2 separate regions of the Homo sapiens genome follow, and region 2 is linked to region 1. The links are chromatin contacts, found by Hi-C in ENCODE. All regions are on one chromosome and are shown on one strand. The core of a region is the stretch at or near the end of the contact, and the rest is flanking DNA. Distances in the headings are between cores, read along the strand shown. Region 1 holds the start of CCDC91 (coiled-coil domain containing 91). Region 2 holds the start of FAR2-AS1 (FAR2 antisense RNA 1).

Region 1 (5,981 bases), core at 1,906-4,405:
AGGCAGTCATTAATTCCTCATTTTAGTTATTTTATGTCTTCTATCTGGTTTGTTTGTTTTTCTAGTCTTGGCCCCGTCTCTCCTACCCAATAATCCTTCCTCTATACTGCTGCTGAAGTAATTCTTCTCCAACCTTGCTTAACTAATTCAGCAATTTCCCATTACCTTCAGGATACAGTTCAAACTCCTTAACACAGTTTACAAAACTCTTCATCATCTTACATCTACATTTCCCATTTCTCCTGCTGCATACCTGCATACCACAATGTTTGCTTCTATGGTATGCTTACCTGCAAAATATACTTACCTCCACAGTTCATAGACAAGGAAATATATACAAAGGTATATGTTCCTTTTTCTGGAGCATACTCATGTCTTTCCTTAGCTTGGTCAATTCCAATAGATTCTTCAGGACTAATCCTGAGCTTTGATACATTCTATGAGAAGTACTTCCTGTTTAACCTAGGCTGAGTGAGGTGTTCTTTCTCCACCTTTTAGCAATAACCTTTATTTCAGTGTTTATTATCACTGTAATATCTGATTTGATTGTATATTTTTCTAGATGTGATTCTCTTAAGGGCAGGCACCATGTTTTTCATCTCAGAAGGTCACAAACTATTAGGAAAATGGGCTTGCAGATACATGTACAACAAAGAATAATAATTGAAGATGGCTCATGGAAAAAGTATTCTGAAAAGTAAGAGAGGCACATGTTCTAGAGAGACAAGAAAAGGCACAATAGAGAAATTAGAGCCCTCATACATTGCTGGTGAGAAAGTAAAATGGTACAGCCACTTTGGAAAACAGTGTGGTAGTTCCACAAGGGGTTAAACATAGAGTTACCATATGACCCCGCAATTCCACTCTTAGGTATATATCCAAGAGAAATGAGAACATATGTTGACACGAAAACTTGTACATGAATGTCAACAGGAGCATTATTCATAATATTCAAAAAGCTGAAACAACCCAACCGATGAAGGGACTTTGAAAACATGTTAAGTGAAAGAAGCCAGTCACAAAAGACCACACATTGCATGATTCCATTTATATGAAATGTTCAAGATAGACAAATGCATACAGACGGAAAGTGGATTACTGGTTGCCTAGGGCTGGGGAGAGGAGGGAGAAGTTGGGGCCAAAGGGTATGGGGTTTCTTTTTGGGGCTGTGAAAATACTCTAAAATCGAATGTGGTAAAGCATGCATAACTCTGTGAATATACTAAAATCACTGAATTGTTTATAAAGAAAAAGATTACTGTGGGGAAGGAAGAAAGATTTCATGGAGTTGGTAGGATTTGAATTCACTGATAAATAAGTGATATAAAAAGCAAAGTGATGTGCTATAGTGAATAAACAAGCCCTTCTGTTGGGCAGATCTGGCTTTAAATCCACTTGGTCAATTTACACTTCCTAAATCTGTAACCTCATCTAAAGTGTAAATATATTAATATACCTACTTTGTAAAATTATTGTGGTAAGTTATATATGGGATTTAAAATATTTAATCTAATGCCAGGCACATAGCAAATATTAATAATAAATATTAGTTACTTATTATAAATCTGTTTAGTATGGAATACAGTTTAGTATTGAATATCGGGACAGAGTGAACATGTAAGTACATCAATGGGAAGGAACTCCCAGAAACTAATCTGGTTTCCAGCAGAAAGAGATATGAGAGACAAAATAATATAAAGGTAACCTTACTAAGTTTAAGAAATATTTATGAATACCTTTTTTCTAACTACTAGACACTTTGCTAGACTGCTGGATACACAAAGACAAATGAGAAGTGAGTAGATTGCTGGATATACAAGTGAGAAGTGGTCCTTGACTTGGTAGTCTAGTAGACAGATAAAAAAATATGTGTAAGAAAGCATTACATTTCTTACAATAGAAATGTTTTTTGTATGCATAAAGAAGGGGGTGGGCTGGAAAAAGAATGTAGTCAAGGTGACTTGCTCAATACTGAAACTGCTCATTAACTACTTAGGCCAGCACTTATGGCAGACTTGTCAGGATGCCTTGCTAATATTTTCCACTTCCAGTACAGAACAGAGATTACAGGTTTAAGCCAATTTTGTTCAACAGATGAGAAACCCAGTGTCCAAGGATGAAAGAATACTTGTTATACAAGGAATGTGAATATTCCAGAGATTTATGCTCAAAGTCCCCAGGTTAGTGTCTTTCTTTCTCACTAGACTGTAAGCTTCTTGAAGACAAATATCTTGAGTGTTACCTTGCTCACTCTTGAATTGTCAAAACTTGGCCCAGGACTAGGTATGTGGTATACAATCAATAAAAATTTGTTGAATGAATGTTCTTCAAAATCCTTCCATGGCAAAAACAGAAGAAACATTCACGAGTGGACTGCTAGTTGACTGTTTCTCTCATCGCTATTGACAGTCTGAAATGGACAAAGACATCTATATAATCATTCCTTCCTTTCAAATAAATAATCTGTGAATTACGCTATTCTTTTCCTATTGCTTCAGGACAAGCTATTTGACAGAAAGCTTTTAAGAAAGGCTTTGCAAGAAAACTCTGCAACAGAGATGGCACGTATGAATTGCTGTGATCTGGAGTTGAAGACAAGAACAAAAGTAACTCTAGAGCAGAATTCTTTGACCAAAGTCATCTTACTGGTTGGCGGAGGCTCTCAGTCTACTTGCATCCGGTGCTTGAGAGTTCAGACAGGCAAAGATGAGAGGTAGCATCTAGTCAACATCCATTTCTTGAGCACTTACTACATGTCAGCCACTTTGCTTAGTCCCCGGTTTTACTGTGCTCTGCTAGGAAGTGGTGAAGAGATTCGGCGGGATCTTCTTAGGACCAATCCTACAAAGTTCCAGATGGAACTCATTTTGATTTGGGGGACGGTTTACTTGCAGGGATTAGGTGGAGAAACAGGGCCTGCTACTCAAGAGGAATGAGAAACTGTAACTAACAGGAGGTAGACTGGGAAGGAGCATGGCAAAGTCACCCCTTTTCACAGGGCAACGCTCCAAAGACCACGCTCAAGCTGGGGTGGCAGGGCTCTGAACATGGGGCCCCGACCCGGGCCTCGGCCTGGGGCCACGTGACGCGCGTGTTTACGTTGAGTGACGGGCGCTGTGTTGGGCGGGCCTTGGCGGAAATCAACTTCCGGGGGCAGAGGTGTTCGAAGCCGGGTGGTGCGTGGGCTACCCCAACCTGTGTGGCTGGGCCGCGGTCTCCCCTCAAGGGCCTGGGGCCGTGCCTCGGGTGTACGCGTAGGGGTCTGTGTGCTGGGGGTGGCTCACCGGGCAGCGTGGGTGAGCGGCGCAGCGGCGGCAGCGGAGAGCGAGAGAGGGGAGCAGGTAAGTGAACGCTCGCCTTCCGGGGCCTGGGTCTTGGGGTCGGGGCCGCGCGAGGCGAGCGGAGAGCGCCCCACCGGGGGAGGAGCGCGGACGAGCTTCCGCCGCCTGCAGCCCGCCTGCTGCGGCCTCGCCCTTGGCTGTCGCAGCGACCAGGAGTCAGGGGGCGTGACCAACCTCCTGCGGGAACGGAGCCAGCTCCCGGGGGTGGGAGTGCCCACTCGTTCCTGCGCTCGCCGGTGGGTACCGGTATCTGCACGTCCCAGAATCGAGTGTTTTCGAAAGTCTACGCCCACGAACACGTGATTATTGTGTCACCGAAGCGCCTACCGAACGGAGACCTTGATTCTTGCTTAGATTACACAGAACGCGCCTGGTTTATGTATCCCCTTTTACTTTGCCAAGTACATTGGGGTAAAAGCTCTACAGCGTCTGCCAGCCACATTTCCTTAGAGTTTCTTGGGCCACATGTTGCAATAAAAGTGGCATTTCAGGGTCAAGGCAGGAGCCAGTAACTTTGCCAAGTGGTGAGGTATCCTTCGTCCCCGTTAGCACGCCTCCCTTTCCCAACAATAAAGATATTTTCTCCATCTGCGCGTGTCGCCTACTGCGGAGGAAAGCTTTGGACATGAAACCTATTTTTGGCTTCACTTTAAGGAGTGGAACTCTATTAAAAGCTGCGCTGGTGTTTTTTTGGTAGGATGATGTTGCTGCTGCTACTCTCACTTGCTTCCTTGATGAGAGTTGGGGCAGAGCTCGATTTCCTGGAGGGTAAAGTCTTGGCCACAATTTTAGGTGACTCAGCGGCCCCTTATGAATTCTGACTCTTTCCTTCCCTCCCCTCTCAGCTGTGCGGATACTGATGCCACCTTTCTCTCCAAATATTAATCCGGGTGGGAGTTGGATGATGGTTTTTGGAAGCAGTTTGCATGTTGCGTGGTGGAGTTATTGGAGTGGGCTGACATTTTACTTCACAATTTAAGGCAACCCTTCCCCCCCCCACAATATTTAGTTGGGTGGGGTGACAGGGACTGACAACAAATTCGCTGTTGTGTTCCCTGCTGTCGGAGAGTTCTACACTTAATGATCACCTGATTGCCCTCTGCTACAATTTCTATTGCGTTGAGGGGATTGGTTATACTGTCTGTACCTATTAGGTAAATGTAGTAAGGGTCATGCCAGGCAGAGTGCACCTGCATGGTGTTGGCTAACCAGTAAACTGTGTGGTAGAGAATTGCCCTGGTTACGAAGTTTGGTATCCTCCAGGCTGCCTAGGAGGGTGTTCTGTGGGCTGGGAAATCTTATGAACTGGTTTCCTAGCAACAGTATAAGCCCAATGGAATAAACATAAAGAAAACAAAGTGATGAAAGTTACAACTTACCTCTTAACTTTTATTAAATGGAAAAATGTAGCTTCTTATTGGAGTGATCCACTCAAAACTTCTGAGACATTTTTGTTTATTTTGATCATCTTAGTACTTAATAACACACAAAAGAAACTGCAGAAAATCATTCCAGAGGGACATCACTTTGGTTTTGGGTGGCATTAAAATAGAGAAAAAAGACGTTTAAAAATGAGCTTGTCTGGAGCTTAAATGGACAAACAGGAATTTGGTGTAATAGGCATTTTATGTTGTACTCTTATCTATATGTGTCAGATGTATGCATTACATATGATTGTTATGAATGAAGATAGTAGAAGACGGAGTGGGAGTGGAGTAGAGTGGATGGGTGGATAAGACTGGTTCCATTAAGTAAAATGGAAGGGGAATGTTTTAGATAAGTTGTTCCCAAACTGTAGGTCATAATTACAGCACTCCTTTGTCAACCTGTTCCTTGTGATTTTTAATCTTCCTTGAAAGTTTATCAAATTTTCTTATTTTCTGTCCAAACAATGAGAACTTAATTGAAAAAGGCATCTCTCTTTGGATTAACTCTTGGTGTTTATGTATATCTGTTTCTTATTTACTAACGATAAATTAATATTTTAGATTTCCAGTATTTTAAGGATTTTTGGTCTCCTTACTGTTCCTCCCTGCCCTATTCCCATACCCAGTAAGTTTGGTTTAGCTCATTTAAACTGATGCATATTTTTAAAAAGGGCATATGTTGCTTTTTTTAAAAAAAATCAAGTTTTATTGAGGTATGATTTATAAGTAAAAAAGTAATTTTTATTATATTGCTGTATAAAGTCTGACAAATGCATATAATGGAACCACTGCCACAATCCAGACAAATAATATTCCCATCATTCTAAAGTTTCCTCCCCTCACTCATAGGTCCTAGCAACCACTGATCTGTTCTCTGTCCCTGTCTATAGCTTTGTCTTTTCTGGTATGTTATGTAAATGGAATCATACAGTATGTAGCCTTATGTTTCAGGTTTCTTTCACTTAATGCTTTGATTCATCCATGTTGATGCATGTTTGTTGATGCTTGGTTGTTTTTTACAGCTGAGTAGTATTTCATTGTGTGAATATATCATAGTATGTTTATTCGCCATTTGATGAACAATTTTTGGCATTTAGGAATGAAGGTACTGTAAACATTCATGTGCTGTTCTTTGTACATTAAGGTGCAAGTCTTTGTGTAGACATATGTTTTCATTTCTTTTGGTTACACATCTAGGAATGGAATTCTTGGG
Region 2 (5,981 bases), core at 1,364-3,863, 1.1 Mb after region 1:
ATTCCAAGTTGAAGAAACAATAAGTGCTACAGCTCTTTAATCATATTCAAGGACAGCAAGGAGGCCAGTATGGCTGCAGCAGAAGCACTGAGGGGGAGGATGGTAGGAGATAAAGTCAGAGTGGTGGGCAGAGAGAGTGAGGATGCAGAGTGTGCAAAGCCTTCCAGACCATGGCTTTGCCTCCAAATGAGATGAGATTCCACTGAAGGGCTCTGAATGGAGAAGTATCTGTAATATATTCTGAGTTACATTTTACAAGAATCACTCCGGCTGCCACATGGAGGTCAGACTGTAGGAGTACAAGGGTAGTGGCAGAGACCATTTAGGACAGTACTGCAACACTCCAGGCTACAGTAGTGGTTTGGATCAGAGACACAGAAGGTGGAAATTATGATTCTGGGTATTTTTCAAACAGAAGGCTGATAGATTTTGTTGAATTGTGTGTGGGTTGTTAAAGAGAAGAATCAAGGATGACCCCAAAGTTTTTGGCTGAACTACTAAAAAAACTGAATTACCATTTGGTTAGAGGTAGAAGATTAGTGAAGAAGCAAGTTTGTGTATGCATTGGGAAGGGGGTGGTTGGTAGTGGGAGTATCAGGAGGCCAATTTTAGAGCTGTTAAATGTGAATGTCTATTACACATCCAGATGGAAATGTTGAACAGGTATATGGATATATACATCAGAATGTCAGTGTTGAGATCAGAATCTCTTACGCTATCAGAACCAAATGTTTTAATAATGCCACAAATGTTTCAATAAATGCCTATGAACCAGGTGATTCTTGAGACTCTTCTTTGTATAGGATTTATATTTTCAGACAGATTTTAGCTGGTATTTTTTTAAGGAGGGCAATAATCATATTACCATAATAAGTGATATCATCATAATTGAATAATGAGCTTAGGCATATGCTTTGAAAAAAAACCTACATACATTAAATAAAATTGAATTCAAATGAATATCTTTTGGAAACAACTACTGAATTCACAAATGTACATAAAAAGTTCTTAAGCTTAATCTAAGTAATAATATAAAAAGAAAAATACTATTATGAATAAAACTCTGGATACCAGAGTGGACAATTGAGTCTAACATATTCCCAGAGAAGTATTTGAAGTAGACTAACACAAAGAAATCTTGCCTTGAGAATCTTTACAATCTTTTACTTAAACCTTTAATAAAGATTCAAATAAAATGTTAAGAAACTTTCTAAATGGTTCTGAAAGTAATGGTCCAGCCAGGGAAATAAGGTCTCTCGCCTCTGTCTTGGGGCTTTCAGAATAGACTGGATGACCTTAGAATTAAAGGCAGATTCATGTTTTTCTGAACAGTACCTCCTTGTATTGACAAGTGTTTCCCCAATAGTTTGTTTTACAGTAAATGCTTCAACTAAAGAATCCAATTATTAACCCATTCACACTGTTTCAGTTTGCAGATAACCATTTGCCCAGCACAAAAATCTTTATATTGTTCTCAGAAATTGATTCTTGACTCTACACAGCAAATCCTTCGTCTTTATTGTTTTGACCCATTACAAATGCTTTCCACTATGATGGACTTATATTCTCCTTTTCTCCTCTAGCACTTACTTTCTTTTTTCCCCAGGAGTCCAAGTCTTGGCAACCTTTGAAAAAATCCCATTTGAGAGACCTTTCAGGAGGCCAAATGCTAATTTTACCAGCAACAGCTTCACATCACAGTACTGGAATGCGGTCAGCCACCGGGCCCCTGCCATTATCTATGACTGCTATCTGCGGCTCACTGGAAGGAAGCCCAGGTGAGAAGCTGAGTCAATGGCTTTGAGAGTGTCACTGCATGGGAGATTAAGGCCCCAAAATCTTTAGTGCTTCCTTCAGCCGAGGATTAAAGGAGACAACTGAATCTTACCCATATATACAGATTGAACACACCTAATCTGAAAATCCAAAATCTGAAATTCTCCAAAATCCAAAACGTTTTGAGTGCTGACATGATGCCACAAGTGGAAAATTCCACATACCTTACCTCATGTGATGGGTCACAGTCAAAAGACATTCAAAACTGTTTCATACATAAAATTATTTAAAATATTATGTAAGATTACCTTCAGGCTCTGTGTATATGGCTAAGTGTGTATGAAACAGAAATGAATTTTGTGTTTAGACATGGGTCCCATCCCCAAGATAGCTCATTACATATATGCAAATATTCCAAAATCTGAAAACAATCAAAACCCAAAACACTTCTGGCCCAAGTATTTCACATAAAGGATACTCGACCTGTATAAGTTTTGAACAAAGCAGTCATAGTGAGAAGCCACAAAAGACATTAAAAATGTTCCAGCACAATAAAGGAAGGTAAATGTTAAAGAGGTTGATGAATTCAGCAAGTAATCATTCATGCGAAAAGAAAAGCAATTGAGACTCTGTCACTAGGGTTTTCTGAATAGGTAGATAATCTTAAATATACAATAATGATGACAACCTCACTTACTGAGAGTTTACTGTGGCACTCGTGGGGCTAAGGCTGATGCATGATGATCCCATTTTCATTGTCACAGCTACCCAAGGAAGATGTCCTCATCATCCCAATTTTACAAATGGGGAAATAGAAGCTAAGGAAAGAATCTGAATTAGTCTCAAAGGAAGTGACAGGAAGGATGTGGAGAAAGCCGAGTCTCAAAGTCAGTATTCGGAACCAGATTTACTGCCACCTAGAGATGAGTGAAGAAATTAGAGGGAACACAGTGTGCTGATGCTAAGGCAGCTGTCACCACCTAGCTGTGTGACACAGGACATACGCCTTTATCTGTCTCGCTTGAATAATATTATGTGTCAGAGGAGTCATTGTTATAATTGCCTAAGGCAATTCTCGTGATCAAGAATCAGAAGTATGAACAGTATTGCCTTCTGTGCTAGCCCCTTTATAAGGGAGGAAGTCTTCTTCAGCGTGTTTGTCATCTTTATTAGCAGTGCAAATGACTAAAACTTAGCCAATGTAGAGTTTATCTAAATTTTTAAAGACCTCATTTGGAGCTCATAACTCAGTTCTTGAGCAAGGTGAAAAGGAAACATTGTGATTATGGGGAAAATATTTGTATGGGGCTTATTAAATAAAGACAGGAAAAGAAGAAAACCCAAATATTGTAGGCAGAAATGCTAAAGGTTTTAAAATATATCAGGATTGGAAGAGGGCCTGCATAAAGAACAAAGTTCAGTTAGGAAAAAAGAGAAACACAGAAGGAAGAGACACAATAAAAATCTATATGTATCTTGTGAGAAGTCAAACAGTAATATTTGTGGGAAATGGGTTGGTTTGTTGTGTGGTATGTATTTTAGCAATAATCTTTATGGCAGAAAAAGCTGAAATCCTTCTAGACCCTTTCCTGCTCCAGGTGTGCTTGTGTATACTCTCCTATGCTTTTACATCCATATATGGACGTACATAGTTTGCTTTGCAGTAGGGGGGTATGTGTGTATATAAATCAATTGTACATATTTTACAACTTTTTCCACTAATTTTCCATGAAAATCTAAGTCATTCTGCCCGGTGTTGTCTTTTTTTTCTACTGCAAATAGGGCAATGAATATCAGTGTGCATGCCTCTTTGTAGAATGTGCCTGTGTCAGGAGAGGATGCTGAGGAGGGAGACTGCTGGATTGAAGAGTATGTGGAGTTTGTGACTAGTGCCAGGTGACCCTCCCTAAGGAAGAGACTGTCAATTGGCACTACCACAACAGTGTATGAAGGGTACAAAAGTCTTTTTTTTTTCTTTTTCTTTTTTCTTTTTTTTTTGAGATGGAGTCTTGCTTTGTCACCTAGGCTAGAGTGCAGTGGCGAGATCTCAGCGCACTGCAACCTCTGCCTCCTGGGTTCAAGCGATTCTCCTGCCTCAGCCTCTCGAGTAGCTGGGATTACAGGCGCCCGCCACTGTGCCTGGCTAATTTTTGTATTTTTAGCAGAGATGGGGTTTCACGATCTTGACCAGGCTGGTCTCGAACTCCTGACCTCAAGCAAGTCACCCGCCTCGGCCTCCCAAAGTGCTGGGATTACAGGCATGAGCCACCGCGCCCGGCCAAGGGGTACAAAACAGTATGTCTTACCCTCTTAATGGGGGTAAGAATACTTTGTAAAAATCAACTTCTGAATTGTCAAACTCATAAGGAATGACATCTTTTTGTTTTTTTGATTTGCATTCATGATTGCTGGAGGGGCTGGACTTTCATTCATTTATTGGACATTTAAGTTTTCCCCTCTGTGTGCTGCCTGCTTCTGCTCCCTATTTTCCTATTGGGTTGTCCTTATTAATGTATGGGAACATGTGTGTGTGAATACATATTTCATATATTTTCTCCAGGTCTGTTTCTTTTTAGCTTTGACTATAAAGCTTTTTGTAATATGAGTGAAGATACATATAATGCAGGGCTTAGGAACATGGAGTTTGGAGTCAGGCTTATAGGATTTAAATCCTGGCTTCACCAATTTAGCCATTAGAGCCCTAAATTACTTCATCTCTCTAAATCCTAACTTCCTATTCTGTAAAATGGGCACAGTAATCGTAACCTATTTTATATAGTTTAATATGAGTGCTTAGAATATAATAATCCCTATTAATACTAAAGATGTTTAAAATTTTTATGTGGTAAAATGAATCAATCATTGTTTTCCTTCAGCTTTTGCATTTTGGGTATTAAGAAGACCTTCTTGGCTGGGTGTGGTGGCTCACACCTGTAACCCCAGCAATTTTGGAGGCTGAGGAAGGAGTATCACTTAAGCCCAGGACTTCAAGACCAGACTAGGCAACATAGTGAGACCCCATCACTACAAAAATAAAATTTAAAAACGTTGTCCAGGCATGGTGGCATGTGCCTGTAGTCCCAGCTACTCAGGAGTCTGAGGCAGAAGATTGCTTGAACCCAGGAGGTCAAGGCTGCAGTGAGTCATGATTGAGCCACTGCACTACAGCCTGGGCAATAAAGCGAGACCCTGTCTCAGACAAACAATAAAGACCTTCTCTATCTGGGAGTAATACAAGTATATTTTCTAAAACATATCATTAGGTTGATATAGTTCTGTACATCCAATGATATCATGTCCAACCGTTATTTTTAACAATTAAAATAAATGTATTGAAATCATATCAATTGCATCAGAGTTGGAGAATGACTAAAGATTTAGATAATAGTAAAGTGGAACCCTATTATGGTGCTTATATCAGGCACAATGATGTCTACCTCATGCCTAAGAAATTTCCTATGATACAGTAAGAGAAATACCTCATGAGTCATTAAGTACATGGGCATTAACTTTGACCAGAAGTAAGACCAAATCCCCACAATAGCATCATAATTACTGAGCCAACTATAGTAATCACTACTGCCAAGACTGGTTAACTACAAATCAAGTGCTTTACAGGCCAAAAGTGACTTGTAGCTAAAAGACCTAGGTTGGGGATTAGCTATGGGACCTTGAGCATAATCTCTCTGTAAAATGGAGATACATAATATACATCCTGACTATCTTACAGCCATATTGTTAGGATCAAGTAAGATTGTATATGAAAGTTTTTTGTAAATTGTTATAAAGTTGGGAGGTGCACAAAGAAGATCTGGTCCAAGTCCTGACCACAAGATTGGACAGTGTGGTTCATCTTGTGTAATGGGACACAGGGTAGTGAGATTACACAGCGCAGGTTTTTTGAGGTCAGTTAAAACTGGGTTGGAATTTGACTTTGACACTTTTTATCTTAAGCTTATGTTACTCATTTGTAAAACTGCAGACTTACCTAACAAAGATGATATCAAAATTAGCAGAGAGAATACTTTGTGAAAGTATCAGGACTGTGCCTAACACAGAATAGGTTATCAACAAGAAGTTTTTTTTTTTTTTAATCTCCACTATGATTGACAACTGCTTTTGATTCAACAAACACTAATACAGTCAACACTTCTGCCCAAAAGTTACATACTAAGACCTCAGATCCTATCAACTTCTTAAAATAC

The links. Hi-C counts contacts between places; a loop is a spot of excess contacts on that map. Pooled maps may share reads with other maps.
Region 2: a loop to region 1 is called in a pooled map, with 5 times the contacts of the local background. The contact joins the promoter of FAR2-AS1 here to the promoter of CCDC91 in region 1. A Hi-C loop is called at or near these places in 7 of 50 pooled maps.

What each region holds. Positions count from the first base shown.
Region 1 is chr12:28,187,301-28,193,281 of GRCh38, forward strand. CCDC91 (coiled-coil domain containing 91) reads left to right here and starts at 3,156. Exons shown (of 13, transcript NM_018318.5): 1 at 3,156-3,341. LOC729291 (a long non-coding RNA gene) reads right to left here and starts at 3,438. Exons shown (of 1, transcript NR_148936.1): 1 at 1-3,438. RefSeq lists silencers at 3,123-3,172, 3,203-3,632, 4,316-4,610.
Region 2 is chr12:29,315,235-29,321,215 of GRCh38, forward strand. FAR2-AS1 (FAR2 antisense RNA 1) reads right to left here and starts at 2,614. Exons shown (of 7, transcript NR_103860.1): 1 at 2,474-2,614. It overlaps FAR2 (fatty acyl-CoA reductase 2), which reads left to right. Exons shown (of 12, transcript NM_001271783.2): 9 at 1,607-1,778.